Regions from separate parts of the Homo sapiens genome. Here region 1 is linked to region 2. Evidence: chromatin loops called from intact Hi-C (ENCODE). Cell type or tissue: GM12878. All regions are shown on one strand. Links, peaks and the distances in the headings refer to the core of each region. The heading gives the core; the rest is flanking DNA.

What was found. Peaks named below come from ENCODE experiments on the same cell type or tissue, not always from the same donor. Only the 100,000 strongest peaks of a DNase experiment are listed, where the experiment ranks them.
Region 1: it touches region 2 in a loop (4-fold over the local background); 1 of 110 quality-filtered maps calls a loop at or near these places.

Annotation. Positions count from the first base shown.
Region 1 is chr13:103,004,427-103,009,229 of GRCh38, reverse strand. No RefSeq gene overlaps it. Among named protein-coding and RNA genes, the nearest start is that of SLC10A2, 60 kb to the left of the region's middle. In GM12878, for the core only: no CTCF peak of the experiment used is centred there; a DNase peak (open chromatin) is centred at 1,999; H3K27ac peaks cover 1,975 bases.
Region 2 is chr13:103,128,294-103,133,096 of GRCh38, reverse strand. No RefSeq gene overlaps it. Among named protein-coding and RNA genes, the nearest start is that of SLC10A2, 64 kb to the right of the region's middle. In GM12878, for the core only: no CTCF peak of the experiment used is centred there; a DNase peak (open chromatin) is centred at 2,116; H3K4me3 peaks cover 502 bases; H3K27ac peaks cover 998 bases.

The DNA of each region.
Region 1 (4,803 bases), core at 1,004-3,503, 120 kb after region 2:
TCTTGGTTGTGATACTGTAATCATACATTAAAGCCTGTGACAAGTCACTGAATTCTTAATATATCTCAGAAGTTGAGAAAAACTAGTTATTATGAAGACTCTGTCATTAACAACATCCTTAACATCCTTAATGTTATGAGACATCCTTAATGAATGAGACAATGAATGAGGAAAGTCATAATCTGAGTAAAATACCCCGTACTATTTATACCACGTTAGTTGTTACAACTCCCTCTCCTCCTGTTCTATTTTAACCTATAAGTCTCATTATCAATTAAACCACTTAATGGATAACTTAGCATATTGTGACTTGCTATAACTTAGTGTTTTGTAAAGCCATTTACTGTCCTTTGCTCTTCTATGACATTGCTGATGGCATTTCATCAAAATAGTTCTTCTAGCAAACCTAAAAAGTATAGCCAAATCACTTTTTAAGAATGTTATATTTAAGATTATAATTTTTGAAATGACAGAATTTGTTACTTAAAGAGAAGAAAGAAAAGAAAAGGTATATTTTCTTTCTTTACAGCTGTTTTGGGGTGACATCGACAAGAACCACTTTTAAATGACTGCTGTGGAGTCATGTGGTCCATCCTTCATTTCTTCCACAATCGCTTGAGTGCTTGCTCTGTGTAAGACACCATGACAGATGGCTCCTTAGCTCCTGCTTTCAAATATTTTATAACCTACTCAGGAGACAGACAGACAGGCAGTAAAATATATCATGGTTGGTACCACGGCGAGATTAACAAGTGTAATGGAGGCATAAAAGAAGATACCTCAGTCCACTCCAGGAGGTTAAAATGCAATTAATAGAAGTCAAGCTTGAGATAACATTGAAGGATGAGTAGTTTTCTATTCTCATTAGCAGGGAAAAAGCACGTTGAAGAGAATGGTATGTGCAAATGGACAAAAGTGTAGATATGGAGAAATGCTCGTGTGTTTAGGGACTACAAGGACTTAAGTGCTGAAGGAGAGAAAAGTACAAGTGGCCAAAGATGAAGAGAGACACAGGGGCAGGGCCAGATGATGAAGATCCTTGTTTTCCTTGCAGAGGAATTTGGACTTGATTCTGTAGGCTAAGGAATTGGAAACCGAGGTGGATTGTTACCATATTTGCTTGTGAGGAACTGAGAGACAAGCCTAACAAAAATTGCCCCTAAATTATCAGAGCATGCAGACATAGTTTTTCTCCACAGAGATGCCTGGTAACCATAACTTCAATAGCCATATTGTCAGCACAGTCACCTTAACTAAAAACACTGGGCCAAACAACCTGAGGAAAAATCTATCCCAATATTACTCTAATATTATTAGCACTGGACATCTGTAGGGTATATAAAAGAATAAAGGAAATATTTTTGTTTGAGCAATTATGAAATAATCGAAGTTTCTGGGATACGCATTGCATATAGATGTGGCTTCTCTTTCTAGTGTGCCAGTTTTGCCTAAAATTGGGTAACAAAAGTAAGCATGTAGATATTTTTCAAAATGGATGAGGTATTTTAAGTTTTTTTTTAAATGTGACTTCTCAACATGGCATTTTAACCTGCTATTCAAACTTTTCTTCCAAATATTCACCCTTCACCCACTCGAAACAAAGTCATTCTTCTGTACAGTTATGAGTACGCCAATGGAAAGGTCTGACAATCAGTGCCCCATAAATTATGTGTGGAGAAGGATAATCCCCTTAGGAGGAAACATGGTCCAGGGGCACATACATATTTTGTAATTTGCTATAATTCAACGTTAGACTGTATATAAGTTAACACCAAACGTTTAAAGGCAGAAATGGTAGCACACTGGATTTTCTCCTCTACTGCACAGCCTCTTTCAACAGTCCTGTGTATTTCACAAGGTTATTTTAAGGATTAAATGAGGAAATGAAAGTACTTTGTAAACTGTAAAGTCCTAACCTGATGTAATGTTTCATTAACTAATGAATTTACAAATGACTAGGACAAGGTGCCTTTTGAACGAATGTTTTCGTTCTTCCATTAATTAGAAAAGGTCTAGTGTGGTCTACCAAGCAAAAGCAAGGGCTGTGGCATTCCCTGATGCCATGGCACAGATGTACACAATTCCAATAGTCTACATCAGACAGTAGCAATCAGGCTGCGTGTACAGACCCATCTGGTTCTCATATCGTCTGAACGAGGTGCTGAAGTGGAGGATTTTTACTTCACTGAATCTGAACAAATCCTCTTGAGCTTTCGCCAGATGATTAAAGATGGTGCAAATTGTCCTCAGCCTGGTCCCCATTCTTTGATGTCCTCTGTCAGCAAACCATAAGGCATCACCTAAGACAAAAGCTCACGTGGGGCATGTCGGAACAGTAAACCCAGAGTTCGCGAGTGATTTTTCTCAATTGCCACTGGTCCATTCAACTGAGTTTTACTTGAGACATTCGGAGGTGAACCAAACATAAACCAGACCTACCCAGTTTGTAATGTTCTCAGCTGTGTGTTTGTGGGAAATATATTTCTTGGAGGCTTGCCACTTCTTTGTTGAATGCCATGGCTGGAGTTTCTGCTTAATAGTGGTGGTGGGAAGGGGGCTGCTGGTGACAGAAATGCTAAGGCCAAACAGAGAAGCCTAGCTAAGAAAAACAAACTTTCTCTCAAGGAGACGCAAAATTAACTCCATGTGTTAAAAGAGGAAAGTTATTATTTAGCTGGGCGTCTTATGTCAAATGCAAAATATTTGATTTTAACCTCCTTCTAAGACCATGGCATGTTCTTATTAATAGATGGTACTATGGGAGTAGAAAAGATTTTTAAAAAAGTGGTGATAAATGATGCTTGAAGTAGGAGACACACTGACATTTTTTAAAGGATTAATCTCAGTTTTTGGGTATCTAGTTTTTTTTTTACCAGGGTTATCCAAACTGAATCCAGGGATGTAAAAATATATTCTTACACTGACCCTGAAATCTATCGGATCACCATAGTACATGTGCCACAACCTAGCACACATGGGGGAAAAAAATGAAACTTTCCTTATTTATTTTATTTTTAGTATAATTTCCAATAAAAGATGAATCCCAGCCAGTAGCTGAGGGGGCCAATGTGGTTCTTATAAGTACAAAATATGGTTGGGGCATCTAATGATGTTGAAAACGTTCCTTGTATTTTAGTTATACTGCGTCAAGATTGAGGTCATGAAATCCAATTGTTGGAAACAATATATCCTGCAATTTAACTAAATTGAAGATGATGCCAACCATCTGGGGATTTGTCCAAACTGAGCTCTTGCCTTGGAATGACACGCACATATGAGCAGTTCTGGGACTTGGTTTCACACAATGGTTTCTTGACATTATTTTGGACATATGAACTAAATTGGGGATCTTTCTTAATTCATATATCTTATTTGTACTGGTTTTCAAATATATCTTTTGTCTGGTCTTGATCAAGATGAATATTTGTGGTCATACTATGACTGCCTTAAAACCCTGTTCTCGTGTTAAGTGTACACAGCTAGTATGATATCAATATTCAACTGAGGTTTTCACACGGCTGATAGGTTGAGATTAAACTTCTCAAGAAGTGAGTGTTGGTGTTTATGTTTGGTCTAAACAAATTGGCAGCCTAAGAGAACATGGAGATTCCTTAATCTGCATGCTCAGTAAGACCATATCTGCCTCAAAGATGCTCTTAATCAGGTTTTACTATTATTATTGTTATTGAACATAGAATGTTTAAGATTTTGAGGACATTCTATTTTACAAAGCAGTGCACACATATTTAATGCTTACAAAAGTTCTGTAAATGGATGTTATCTTCATATTACAGAGAAAAATACTGGAGCTCATGGAGGTGATGTGACTTCTCTAATAATACACAATAAATAACAAAAGTGGGATTAAAACCCAGATTTTCTGATTCCTCTGTCAGGATTTTCCTACCACACCCATCTTTCTCTTTTTATAGAAGCATGTGTCATTTTTCTGCAGGTTACAGAAGTACTGGAATACAGGAATGGACTTTAAAACTGAAATTTCTATGAAGGCCTTTAATTGCATGAGGTTATTGCTGCAAAGCAGTTGCTGGCCCTGGTCTTTCTCATCACTCAGTTCGCTTTTATTTTGGCTGCTTGCCACTGACAAGACCATCTTATCCCTTTCTTATCATTGTCAGAAGGCCCTGGCCTGGGAAGGGCAGACCAGGGGCACAGAGAGAGAAGTGTTGCTATTTGGGGCCCATAGATTTTTACTCCATCACTTATGTTGCTTCCCACACATTTCATCCCATAGGCATTTAATATTATACATTCCTCCCTGGAAAGAAAATAAGTTGATTGATTTGCACACATGCTCATTAATCCAAAACACGAAGTCCAAACTGAACAATAATTTGCCCGCTTATCAAGTTATGATCTGTTAGACTAAAGATCATTGACCAACATGACTCATACAGTAAGAATCCCTTTAGCACATCGTGTCATAAGGAAAGGTGAAGAAAATGATGCTTCCTGTCATTTTATACACTTATCTCTCTAAGAACAGAGATAAATAAAGAGGTATAAGGAGAGCAAGCATCCACTCCCAAATGCTTCACCTACTTCTGCCCCTTCAAGACTTTCTGCAGGTTGGTAACTTCCAAGCACTCTTCAATCAGTATTAGCAGGAGAAGTAAGAATGAATCCCATTGAATCAGAAGCCTTCAGACCCAAGATCTTCTGAGACCAGTTCACAGTGGGCAGAAAAAGCCAAGTAAATGTCCCTCACAGAAGCTCAGACACTCGCAAGACACAGAAATGCTACCAGTCACCTGCATCCTCTTAATATCCAGCAACTGTAGC
Region 2 (4,803 bases), core at 769-3,268:
GCTGACTCAAGCAGAAGCAAGGAGTCTCTGCCAGGGGTTTGGGATTTGAAAGCAAAACAGAGAAATCTACACTCCCTTTGGATGCCAGGATCTATGGCATGTGGTATAATGAGAGATAAAGGTCGCAGTTCTAAGCACTCTGAGTGCAGGACCTGTTGGGTTAGAGTGGCAGGGCACCTTCCACCCACCCATCAGGAAAGCAGAGAGAACTGCCGTGCAGATAAAAATGAGGCAGGTGCAGCCAGGCACGGTGGCGCAGCTGGGCACGGTGGCTCACGCCTGTAATCCCAACACTTTAGGAGCCTGAGGCGGGCAGATCACGAGGTCAGGAGATCGAGACTATCCTGGCTAACACGGTGAAACCCCATCTCTACTAAAAATACAAAAATTAGCCAGGCATGGTGGTGGACGTCTGTAATCCCAGCCACTTGGGAGGCTGAGGCAGGAGAATCGCTTGAACCTGGGAGGTGGAGTTTGCAGTGAGCCGAGATCAGGCCACTGCACTCCAGCCTGGTGACAGAGTGAGGGTCCATCTCAAAAAAAAAAAAAAAAGGCAGGTGCACAGGGCTCAGGTGCCCAGACCAAATGTCTTCATGGGCAACCTTGCCAGAGAATAGTCCCACTCTCCTAGATCATTTAATTTTTCTTCTTCTATTTCATAACCAACTGGAAGTCTGCCCCATCATTGAACTTTAAGCAGAAACTACCATTCATTCATTCATTCATCCAACAATATTTACCCAACAAAACACTGTTCCAGCTCTTAGACAAAACTGAACAACAACAAAAATTTAGCCTTTGTGAAACTAACATTCTAGTGGGGACTGATTAGGAATAATCAAGACAATATAGAAAGTAACTTACATAGCTTTCTACAATGATAGAAGAAAACCAGGCTGCTCTGCCTATGGGATAGCCCAGCTCTATCTATAGAGCAGCCGAAAAAAAAATTATTCAGGATAAAAGGAATCCTAGAGAGAGAGTGCTGCAATTTTAAATGAGTAGTCAAAGTAGGCCTTTCTCAAATGAGGAAAGATTGTAAGGAAGTAAGGGAAGAGCCATGTGGATATGTAGAGAAAAGGATTCCCATCAGCTAAAACAGCCAGTGCAAAGGCCCTGAGGCAGAAATGTGCACAACCTGTTTGAGAAACAGTGAGGAGGCCAGTTTGGCCAAGGCAATGTGAGGGAGAGGGAGGGTGATGGATGGAAGTTCTGATCAGAGATGAATGGTTGTGATCAGAGATGAATGGGGCACTCATTGTTTCTAAAGGAGTAACGCAGGTATGCCAGTGCAACATGCATCTTGCATTTTTGCAGTTTCTGACTATGTGTATTCTCCACGAAAGTCAGTTCACCATGTCCAACCACAGAAATGAAAGACCCCATGTCTTCCTGTCTACCCCATCATACGTAGAGGACAAGACACCTTCCCTGACTCAGTCCCAAGGCATTAAAGTAAGATGAATAGCAGAATGGATTTCTTTCATTGCAGGGATACCAACAATGATGTCCTGCAGTCCGGGGGATGGGGGTGGCGGGGGGAGGCCTTCCCAGGCTCTTTCTTGGAAAATACTGATTATGCTCCCTGACTTCCAAAACCAGGGTCAGGTATTTTTTGGCCACTATCATAATAATTTATTCAGGCAAAAACCATTTATGAATCTTTAAACTATTGGGTAAAGGTTGAAGAAGAATAAGGTATTTGCAATGTCTCTAAATAGCTCCCAACAAATTATTTACTAATCACAAAAAGGGAAATAGTAACTTTACAGTGGCGAAACCTGGCAAAAATCCACAATAAGCAGGTGATCAAAGTTAACATCGTAGATAATGGGACACTAGTCTGTCCCCCTTATCAGACCGAAATTGTTGAGAATAAAGTCAAAGTCTTTTTCCAGATTCTTTAGTGACACTTGTCATAGCAAAGGTTGAAGAAACCTGGCATCTGTTGGATGCCAGATATGTACTCATAGTTCTCTGCCACATGGTCTTTTTTTATACTTTACACAGGAAGAAAACAATGGTCAAAGAGAGAAAGAAACTTTTCAGTGGTTATACGTGAATAATTTACAGGGTCTAAATTTGAACCTAGAGTTTCCTGACTCCAAAGTCCAAGTTCTTTTCCCTTTCTTACACAGCTTTCAGTCTGAAATCTAATCATGCAACACTGGAATTGATTAATCATGTGACAGAGATTTCTTTTTCACAAGATTAAAGAACAGAAAATTTTGCATAGGCAGGAATCACAAACTTGACTGCTAATCATTGTTCCGTTAATACACAAAATAAGCCAATTCAGGGAGCTGCAAGAAAATGGTGCGTGGTCAGGGCTAGTCAGACTTGAAGAATGAATGACACATCTCAACAGGGCAGCTGCCTTCAGGTCCAATCCATTGTTGGCATTAGCAGTGAGAACCCAAGATTGCCAGATCGTCTGATGTTTCCTAAGAAGAAGGAAATCTGAATGTGTGTGAATTTTTAAACATTGGCAGCTAATTTTTAAAAAGTGAAACACTCAGCTGGCTTAACTAAACACAGCTATATGCCTGAAGTCACCATGCTTGGCCCGAAGTCACCAGTTTACAATCTCCGGCACAGACTACTGTTCTTACTAGCCTTCACACTGCCCGCGCTGGTCCTGTCTTCTCAAATGGTGTTGGTGTGAGTGATTCGCTATAGGTACCCACCCAGGATTGCTGCCATCTTTAGAAACTCAGCAGACTAAGTTGAGCTGAAATGAAGTTAAAGTGTAATAAGTTATTGCTGGTATTTCACAACTGATTATCTGGGAATGAGAAGGAGGAATGAATTTGGAACTGAACTCCTTAGTCTTAATTTTCAGTCCTCCTGATTGCCACCACCTACTAGGAGTCATGTGATTTTGATGTAGCCACTCCCCATGTGGGCCCTTGAAGTGAAAATACTGCTGAGAAATAACAATATATGCCTCAGAAATATGCATTCCAGGTATTGTAATGCAGTGAGCGTATTTTAAAGTGGCAAGTAAAGTAAAAATGACTATAATTTTCTAAAATTTATTTGCACTGAGAAGAAAGAACATGATGTTTTCTTCACTCATTTATTAAGGAAATACAGCATGGACTCTCACCAGGCTGCAAAGTTCATGCCCAGGTGCTGTCACTTAGCATCTATGACTGACCTTCAGCAAGTTATTGAACCTGCACCTCACTTCCCTCCTCTCTAATATGTGCAGAGTAATAGTATCTACCTCTTTAGTCAGAGTTCTCCTCAGAGACGTTATTAATAGCATATATAGAGAGAGATATAAGAAGATCTTTATTAGGAGAATTGGCTCACTAGATTATGGAGACTAAGTCCCCCGATACACCATCTGCAAGCTGGAGAACCAGGGAAAATGGTGTGGCTCACTGCAAGTCTGAGGGCCTCAGAACCAAGGAAGCATATGGCGTAACTCTCAGTCCAAGAGCCCAGGGGGCCACTGATGCAGATCCCGAAGTCTGAAGGCAGAGAGCCTGGGGTTCCTACATTGAAGGACAGGAGAAGAAGGGTTTCCCGTCTCTTGAAGTGAGAGAAAGAATTCACCCTTCTCCCACCCTTTTGTGCCATCGGGACTCTAGCCTTTTAGTCCAATATATTTCAGTTGGATGGTGCCTGCCCACACTGAGGGCCGGGCTTCTCACTCACTCACCAACTCAAATGCCAGTACCCTCCAGAAACACCTTCACAGACACATTTGGAGCAACCCAATTATTCTAACCAATTGACAAACCACCTGGGGTTTCTCTTTCAGCAGAAGAGGGACAGGCTTAGTGCTTACTATAGCACCGAGAATAATTAATATATATATTAACAATTAATATTTTACCAGCTATCTGGGTATCCCTTAATCCAATCAAGTTGACAATCAAAGTCAATCATCACACTACTTGAGAGTGTTGGAAGTTTTAGGCAAAGAGTTAATGGCACAAAAGAATTATGTTTTATGTGTTATCTATTAAGTTTATAAGAAATAAATTATTAAAAATAATGTAAGAAAATAACTACAATTATGGCCATAAAATTAACAAGTCTTAATTTGATAGGGCAGCAATCAGCTTTCTACACGTTTCTCTTAAATATAATAATTTGTCAAGAATCTCTTCAGCAGCAATTGATTGACGATAGCTACCAAAGTCATTATGATTCTGCATAATTTTATAGCAGCTATTTTTTATAGACACTCAGAATGAAATAATAAAAAATAGAAGGTGATGGAAATAGTTATAGATACTTAAATTGAGCATTTTTCTGAGCATAAAAAGTTGATGTAATCATGACTGTACAAAGGTGACATAAAATATCAATTCAGGAAAAGGATGATAAAAACTTTTTTTAAAGCATTTTGTCATACACCTTACAGAACTGCTAAATTGCCTTTCCATTCTCAATAACATGAGTCAAAGGCCTCAAGCCGGTATAAAAAATGTGAAACAATCCATTGCAGGAGCAGCCCCTGATAGGAGAAAACAGGATTTCCAAATCAATTTGTCATGATCCAATATGGATTAAGCAGTTTATTTGTTTTGACATTTCTCATTTGCTAAGTGCCAGCATGCCAAAGTAATATTTCTGTGATACAGACACCAACCAGAACATTTATTATTATTTGTTTAGGGGATTTATAGCCCCTTTCCCTCCAGAGAAGTCATTTGAAAGCAGAAATATTTGGAAATTGGAACTGCATGTGGTTTCACCTGATAATAGTTTAATCTCATCACGTCCCCACTGCAATGGAAAACCATACTCTACAACCTTGGAAAAGGGGTGAAAGACCTTCCAGAT